2 separate regions of the Homo sapiens genome follow, and region 1 is linked to region 2. Evidence: chromatin loops called from intact Hi-C (ENCODE). Cell type or tissue: PC-3. All regions are shown on one strand. Each heading gives the region's core, and the rest is flanking DNA. Links, peaks and the distances in the headings are about the cores only.

Region 1 (4,401 bases), core at 240-4,239, 200 kb after region 2:
ATCTCTAACCTTGGCAACATTTTGAAAACACCAGAGAGATTACCAAGTAAACTATTCATTCTTTAATGATTTCTTGCTAAGTCCCATTCTGGTCACTGATTGGAAGTGTCACTATGCTGTGTTAAGAAACTCCTTCTACTCTTTCAAATCAATCTCCAAAAATGTTGAGTCAACATGGACTGTGTCATATAAACACAGTCCTCATTTATTGTCACATTTATGTTGATATTATTTGTTAAATAATTAGCATCGTAGGAAAGATAGGGAAACACAACATTCCCACATGATTCCAATATTCCCTCCTTGAGCATTATCTCGTGTTCCCTCCCCCAAAGAGTCCCTGAATAGACATAACATAATATTCTTTTCTAACTTGAGTGGCAACCCAAGCTACAACTGCAGATGTCATTGCTAATAGTGTTATCATTTTTGCCCTGTTAGCCTAAGGCACACCTGTTCAGATGCAAAACTGATGCTCCTCCAGTCATCTTGATCCAGTCCCAAGATGTCCTAAAGTGTGTAACTTTAATTGTTTAGAATAATGTTAAGTGTCACTTATGTCCTTACTAATTCCATGCAGCAACCTTCAGACTAAATACAATTTGACTTCCTTAGATAAAGCATGAGGAAAATTTAGGGTTTTAATGAAACAAAATAAAAAATGTCACTCCCACTCCTATGTAAATTAGAGAAAATGAGGAGTAGGAGGGAGGAAATATCCAACACATTTTCTTTTATTAATACTTTTCAATAGTACAGAAATTCTCCCAAGGATATTGTCCCTTTGAAGAAAAAGTTCCATTTGCATAAACTGGAGGGGCCTCTTTAATGTAGTTTTCATTATCTTGACTCCAAAGTGACTGATGTCAAGACCAAGGGAGTCAATCAGGGCAGATACACTCCAGGACACCACAGAGAAATAAATCAGCCCATCCTCTCCACCCAGAAGAGTCCTGCTCCACGAAAGGGATTTGCGAGTCTCTTTTCTGAAGCAGGCAGCCAAGTTCCATTATTATAAGGACTGACTCCCATCTCTTAGAAGTCTCTCATTCTTTGAGATAATTGGGGTGCCCTGCGTCAGTTATCTAATAGGCTAATGAACTTTGGAGATAAACCAGTTCTTGACCATTTCTTGCCCTCTGAACACTCCCGAGACACCAACCCCATTTAGCCATTTATCTCATTACGTTAAGAAGAGAAAATTAACCCTAAAGAAAATGAGATAGCTCCTTGACTGTTGGCTGAATGTGGTATGGGTCATCTTGTGAGGAGAGAGGGACAAAGGAAGGAGAAGAAATCAACACATTCATTAGATCCTTTGTGACAATTAACCCTTTGCCTCTCTCAACCATTTTTTCCCATCTACAATTGCATACAAAAACTATGGAGTTTCTGTCTACTGGTCTTTTCTTTTTTCAGCCTCAGTTATTCCATTTATTGCATGATGAGGCAGGTCTACTGGGTCATCATAGGTGTGGGTGAATTAAAAACGTCATCATTTGGTCTTTATTTCACAAGCTTGACTTAGTGCTGTTTTCACTTGCAAAATACAAATGTGAAAACTATAATTTATTACTGTACTAGCAATTCAAGATGTTTTGCTTGGATCCTGTGTGTACAATCGGTTACCAACATTCCAGCCTGTTTTGCTTTAGTTGGCTACTAGTTTACTACCCTCAATTTCATTCTCTAAATCTGTGTTTAAAAACAATTTAACTACACTTTGATTCTGTTTGGAAAAGCAGTTATGAGCTCCCCTCACTAATGCACAGCAACATATTAAATGTGGTTTGTAAAATGTCATTTTAAGGCAGATGACAAGCTTCAAATGATTTATTTAGCAATTCTTTAATTTCACACATACTATTTTATCCTAATAGATATCAGAGGCTGGGTCACTTCCGGAGTACATAAAGAGGTTATTTCGACTAAGACACTTGAGTGGCCTTGAAATCCCAGTCTACTTGAAGTTGTGAAACTTGTAGCTGGAACAATCAGCCTTCCTGCTCTATGAGCAACCCCTACTGGACAATTGCTCAATTTGTGCTGCTGCACCACCAGAAGCATCTGTTCTCTCCTCGTCTCTCTCCTCCCTATTTGAAAATTTTTTTCGTTAAAAGTAAATTGTGTAACTTCTTTGCTCATATTGAATATTTAGTTAAACAAACACACCAAATATGTCCTCTAAAAATATTTTGACCTTCTTAAAATAGGAAGAGTACTGTGTTTTCTCAATCTATTCTCCCATTCAAGGACATTTTCTGTATCTAATAATTAAAGAATTCCTTTAGCTTTATAAATGTACTCTGAATTTCAATAACTATTACAAAAACATTGCAATAGGCTAAATAGAAATAATGCTATTTTTGTTTGGTTTGGTTATCTCTCCTTTTAACAATTAGGTGTCAAATATAACCTTATCTCAGTGTATTGTTTTCTGTGAGTCCCAGGACTTTAATAATATCTAAGTTGATCTAGTTTTTATTCTCAGCTACTATTTAAATTTTTTTCTTTTTAAAGTTTTATTTTATTTTTAATTAATACAAAATAATTGTCTATATTTATGGGGCACAATTAGTTTTTATGTTATTTAAATTTATCACAATAAAAAATTAAAAAGCCAAAAAATAGCTTAGTCTTTAAAACAGTATAGTATACATAACAACACAAAAAATGTATTTATCATCGGCTACTGAATATGACAATTTTCTTTTACTACAAACATCTGACTGAAATGTAAGATTTTTCTTTCCACAAAAAAATAACAGGACAAAACAAATCATTATTTACCAGTGCCCAAAAAATGCACTTACTTTTTACCATAAAATATACATGGTCACTTTTATAAATGGCTGGCGAAAGACATTAGATTGTCAGAGCCCTGTTTATATACAAGACTAGCAAACAAGTAAACTTAGCCACATGATGTGAGAAAGTATTATATACTAACTAGATCTCCATTAGTTTGCGTGGCCCACAAAATCTCTTTAAACAGAAATTAACAAGAAACCCCAAACTTAGTCTGAGATAAATAGATTTACATCCAAATCTTCTTTTTCTCAAATGCACAGAAAAAGGAAAGACGGTTTGTTTTAAGTTACAGTTCACTTCAGTTTTGTTACCTAAAGTCTGAGATATGAGGAGTTAAAAGCTTATTACCTATGTCCTAGGTCAGTGTTTCAAAAAGTTTGTTCCATAAAAAAGTAACATTTTAAAAATGTCATGGTCATTTTTTTAATGTTGCGATCAATAATGTAAATAAGTTGCTGTGCTGCAGGATTTCTCAGAGCCACCAGTTTGCTAAAGTACTCCGGGTGTCTCCACAAAGCTTACATAGAATGTGAAGCTTACAAAACTCATCAGACAAGAGAACATCTCCCTGGACTGATGTTTTAAAACACAATTTGGAAAGTTTTCTCTTAAGTCATCCAGGCTTTTTCCTTCTGAGTATTCTTAAGAAGAGTAATGGTTCATTCCTTTCCAATCTGTAGCTATCACATTAAGCCTTAACTCTGTGAATGGGGCTGAAATATGCTGTCTTTTCTGAGACTCATTCACCATTTACCCCAGGAGACAGGTATTATTAACTCCATCTCATTGATGAGGAACTTGAGACTTGTAAGTGGCCAAGGCAGGTCTCAAACACAAGATGTGATCACTGCAGGGTCTGCCCTCTTTTCTTTATGTTGTGTTACACAGACTGTTCTCTTTTGTTGACACTCTTTAGTGACTTCTCTGGTATGCCAAGGTCATATGACCTGATTGGGATCAATATGGGCTACCCCACATTGGCAATCTTGATGGTTTCCTCTTTGACCACTGCAGTCTATGTTAGCTTGAATTCTATCTATTGTGGAAAAAAATTACACACAGGTTAATTTTATTTAGAACATTATCCATTCTAAAGGACTGCCATTTATGACACACAGAGTAGGGTGAAGAATGCATAAATGTTAAAATTAATCAAAGATAAATTTGGAAATAACTGAAAGGAATTTTGGTTAAAGAGCAATTGGAGGTCAACATTCATGTTACAGGTGGTCTGTGTTTTCTTCCCCTTTACCTACAAGCCAAATATTACCAAGCCAGAAACCACGAAGCAGCCCTTTCCACCTCACGGTAACAAGACATTAACAGCCCACGGAAAAATCAACATATAATTTAGTTTTATACTGCTTACGAAAGTCCCTCTACTCTTTGGTACTTAAATGAATATAAGATCAGAAAGAGCAATACAAAGTGACCCACCAACCTCTCAGAAAAGTTTTGGTAAAACATATTTAAACTTCTGGATTATTGTCTGTTAGCATTAATGAGGACATGTTAAATACTTAAATTGCAAATAATTTTTTTGTTAGGAAGTAGCAGGTAACCCTCTTATGCAGAACATAAACTTGAGTG
Region 2 (4,401 bases), core at 218-4,217:
AAAACACCTTATTTTTCTGTGTTCATGTTTATGGTCTCAGGAATTGAGAATGAATTTTCCTCAGTGGAAAATTTAGAGTTTATTTACCTTCACTATTTCTCCATAGATACCCATTGTAGTAAAAGTTTCAACAGTGGAATTTGCAGTGTGAAGGAATTGGGTCTGAGACAATGTTCTTGCTAGTTCTCTAACAAGCCAGGTCCACAGGAGTGGCGTGTGACCCGATGTCACTATCTTTAACAAAATGGCTTTTGCACAAAAAGAAAGACCTTTATACCTAAAAATAAAATCTTATAACACATTGTTAAAATTATTTAGTCTGGCATGGAGTTTTATTAAGCTTTGTGTTATTCATGAGGGACAAAGAAGATCATGCCCAAGAATGAAAAAGAAAACACTTAATGGGGTCTGGGCAGTTTTAACAGCATAAGTGAAATACAACACCAAACAGGATGTCTCTCTTCCTTTGAACTTGAGGCATTCCATAGACCCTAAGCTACTGAATTCTCTGGTTAGTTATGTGGTGCCAGACATTCAGTGGCACTTAATGAAGATAAGTTTCTACCTTGTGCTTTTAAAGGTAATGGTGAATGAATCCTGCCTGACCAAATTGAGTGTTTCTTAAAAGTTACTGTAAAGTTGGAAAAAATATACATATTTTTCTTGGCTCTTAAAGTGATTAGTCTCTTTTCTATGTTTTTATGATCAAATGCTAATAAATCTTCAAATTAGTAAGCAGAAATATTTCTATATTTTTATCTTAAGCATAAATATAAATATTTGTCCATTTTTGAAACATAAATAAGACTCTAATGGAAAATAAAATTTACATTTAAACGTCAACAGATCATATTTCATAAAATAGTTTCTTCCTTCATAAATAACACTTGGAATTTAATGTACATTAGGAAAAGTATCTTCTTGATGTTTCCCTTCGGCATTAATGAAAACTGCAGCTGCTCCTTTTTGAGATTTTCTTGATTATCCAAATAAACAAATGTTTTCTTTATGCTTGTATAGTCAAGGAATACAAAATCCACACCTAAGAAACTGCTACCTCTCCCTTTTGGAAATATGTCCATTTAAAAAGTGGTTAATCATGATTAAATAATGACTTATTGTTACTAAGCTGCATTTCAAGTCTCTAAACAGGAAACTCTTGGAAATTGAGTATAACAAGAAGCTTAAAGCCTCAGATCAAATGCGAACTCCAACTGTCTAACCTTACAAGAGAATAGACAGCCAAAGAGAGCTGTTCGATGCTAAGGGAAACATGCTGCCCTGCTGTTTTTTATTTTTAAATCTCAGCATTAACTGAAAGTATCAAGTCAAAACTTTCTTCTTTCATAAAAAGATAACACTCATATTCAAAGGAGGAGTACACTCACCTAATAAGAATTTAAAGTGACTCACTTCATGAGCTGATCTTTAGAATAGGATTTAGTGACTCACTTTTGTAATCATGCTCTCGTCCTTTTGATTAACAAAAATCAGAACTCTTTCATACTATCAATTCCAAGCATCCTCCTCTCTTATTATCACCTTCTAGCTTTTCAATTTACTCTCTTTACTGCCACACTGCAGTATTTCTAGGATCTACAATCCATTGATCCTACCAATTTTTCATTTCTCTTATAATCTACATTGTCTCACTTTCCTTTTAAACCAGTTTAAAATCCTTAGTACATCAGATAATCACTTGTCTCTTTTACTCTAACTCAATCCTGGTTACATCCAGCTCTCTGCCTAGCGGGGCCTGAGCCCTATCGAATATGGCTGGTGAAATGGTATTGTTATTTGACATAGTTATTCTGACTGGTCTCACTTTAAAGTTATATGTGAAATTTACATGGGCTCATAAGTTGTTCTAAGCTATTTTCCGCTAGTAGATCCCCTTTTTCACTCCTGTAGATAATTATGCCATACCTTCTCTCATGTTTTCAAGCCTCCAAAATGTTCTTGCCCATTCGAATTCTCAGTGATTACCTTTGTTCCTGTTTCACTGAGAAAAAAGTCAGAAGCACACTTCATATATCTCCCACCATTACACCCATCACCTGCCAGCATCTGGACCCACATACTCTGCTTTTTCAACTGCTCCTGTGGATAAATTCTCCTGTATCTAAGCCCAAGCCTTCTACCTGTGTCCTAGAACTCAATTCTTTCACAAATTCAAGAACATTTGTATAGCAATTCTCTCTTCTTTTTACAGCAGCATCAATTTTCCCTCTCTACTAGAAGATGACCAGCATCACATAAATATGCTGTCATTTTATTAAGATTATTTTTTCAAGTACTCATCAGACCCTTTCCTCCCTCTACCTACTGCTCCATTGATCTCTTCCCCGTTAGAATAAAATTCCTCAAGAGCAGCAGTCTATATGTGCAGTCTACAATTTCTCTCCTCCAATTTCTCCTCTAATCAGGCTTTTAACTCATCAAACTCCTTATCTTGTCTAGGTCAGAAGTGGCCTGCATGTTACTGAATCTAGTGGTCAGTTTTTATCTTACTTGACCCTTTAAGGACATTTGATAGAGCTAATGGCTTGTGCTCCTCTTTGAACGGCTTGCCTCCATTGGGCTACAGGACAGCACACTCTGCCAGTGAAAATCAATCAGGCTTCATATGGCTCCCCCTCATGGCTCCAATGTCATAATGTTAGAGTGTCCCAAGCAACAGTCTTTGCATCTCTTTTCTACCTACACTTGTTCCCTAGGTGATCTCATCTGGGCTTACGGCTTTAAATAGCGTCTATATGCTGATAACAACTAAATTTAACTCTCAGCTTAAACCTTTTTCCACATCTTTCCCCATTTCAGTTCAGAGCCACTCATTCCTCTCTGGTGCCCAGACCCAAAACCCTGAAGTCATCCTTTACTCCATTCCCACCTTCTGATCTTCTCTCATACCCAATCCAGCCTGCCAGCAAATCCAGTTCACTCACCTTTAAAATAAATCAAACTATGACTACTTTTCCCCACTTCTATCACCCTTTTCTCTTGAACATCTCATACTTGCCTTCTTCTTCCTTTGGCACTGTGGGCTTGGTCCTGCCTCAGGGCTATTGCCCTTTCTGTTCCCCATGCCTACAATGTTCCTCCCTATGATAGTTTCACAGCTTGCTCCTTTATCACCTTCAGCTCTTCAGGCAAACATCATTTATAAGTGAGGCCATTTCTGATCACCCTTTTAAAAATCACAAACCTCCCTTGTCCCAGCAAAATCTGACCCTTTCCCTGCGTTCATTTTATTCATGAACTCCTAATGTACTCTATGTTTGCTTACTTATTTTGCTTAGGCTTTAACCACTAGACAATGCTCCCCAAAAGAACTTTCAGTGACGATGCAAATGTTCTATATCTGCAATGTCCATTGTGGAAGCTGCTAGCTGTGAATGGCTATTGGGCAGTTGAAATACATAGTTTCATTAAGTTAAATTTAAATAACCATATGGCCAGGGAGTACCATTTTAGACAGCACAGTTTAAATATAAGCCACATGCAAACAGGGAGTTTTGACTTCTTCAGACTGATGTAGCTCCAGCACTAGATGCCTGATGTATACCTGTGAATTGAATTAGTCACTTTCTTTTCTTTCTGGTTTTATTTCTCTGGTTGAATATTGCCCCAGGCCATGGTATTTGGTTGATAAGGAGAGCGAAGGTTATGTTATGTTCCTTCACGCTGCTGCCCCTTGTGTAAAGCACAAACTACACAACTACAGGTTGTGACCCTGAGTAACTTGGTTTTGCAGATCTCCCTGTAGCTTACGGTTTACAGCTTTCTCTCTGCTTTTTGACACTACTGTCACCATCAATATGAAAAGAACGTTAGGGGTACAGTGAGAGAGCTCTAGATATGAAGGTGTTTGCATGTCTGTTCTTCTCACTGCTGTAATGACAAAAGCACTTAGGGTTCTTTTCTTTTCTTTTTTTTTTTTTTTTTTTTTCGGCCTATTACCTACTTGAAACACTGTATAAGCTCTCAACACAGCTGCAGAAGGAAGGCCAAATATGAGAAGCAACAAGTAACAACCTGGGAGGAAAAAAAAATGATCTGACATAAACTTAAGTTCCTTAAACTCAGTATTAATTAATGCTAGAATATAAATCACATCTCTCTATCAAGAAAGAAGTTTCATCAGTCTTACATGGGGTAGATTTAATTGCATTTTATGTCTGGGACAAAAACAAATATACCTTCCTGAGCCTTCAGAATTTATTTCTGGGCAATAATTCTCCTTTTCCCACTTTGTATTGCTTCTTAAAAATTATCCTTTAATAAAGCATCATAAGAGAATAGATACACGAGGAACCAAATTTACCTCTTTCCGTCTTTGCAGGGCAGGGCTCAAGACCTTACAGTGGAAGAGTTATGCTCTCCATAAACAATATGACCTTC

What was found. Hi-C counts contacts between places; a loop is a spot of excess contacts. Peaks named below come from ENCODE experiments on the same cell type or tissue, not always from the same donor. Only the 100,000 strongest peaks of a DNase experiment are listed, where the experiment ranks them.
Region 1: a loop joins it to region 2, with 2.0 times the contacts of the local background. A loop is called at or near these places in 1 of 110 quality-filtered maps.

What each region holds. Positions count from the first base shown.
Region 1 is chr7:18,691,215-18,695,615 of GRCh38, reverse strand. All of the region lies in intron 12 of HDAC9 (histone deacetylase 9), which reads right to left. Among named protein-coding and RNA genes, the nearest start is that of HDAC9, 200 kb to the right of the region's middle. In PC-3, for the core only: a CTCF peak has its summit at 2,041 (motif pointing left); a DNase peak (open chromatin) is centred at 1,995.
Region 2 is chr7:18,892,582-18,896,982 of GRCh38, reverse strand. The region is part of intron 22 of HDAC9 (histone deacetylase 9); the gene reads right to left. HDAC9-AS1 (HDAC9 antisense RNA 1) reads left to right here. Exons shown (of 3, transcript XR_927081.3): 2 at 4,343-4,401. Among named protein-coding and RNA genes, the nearest start is that of HDAC9-AS1, 7.2 kb to the left of the region's middle. In PC-3, for the core only: a CTCF peak has its summit at 2,638 (motif pointing left); DNase peaks (open chromatin) are centred at 1,372 and 3,632; H3K4me3 peaks cover 1,582 bases; H3K27ac peaks cover 1,880 bases.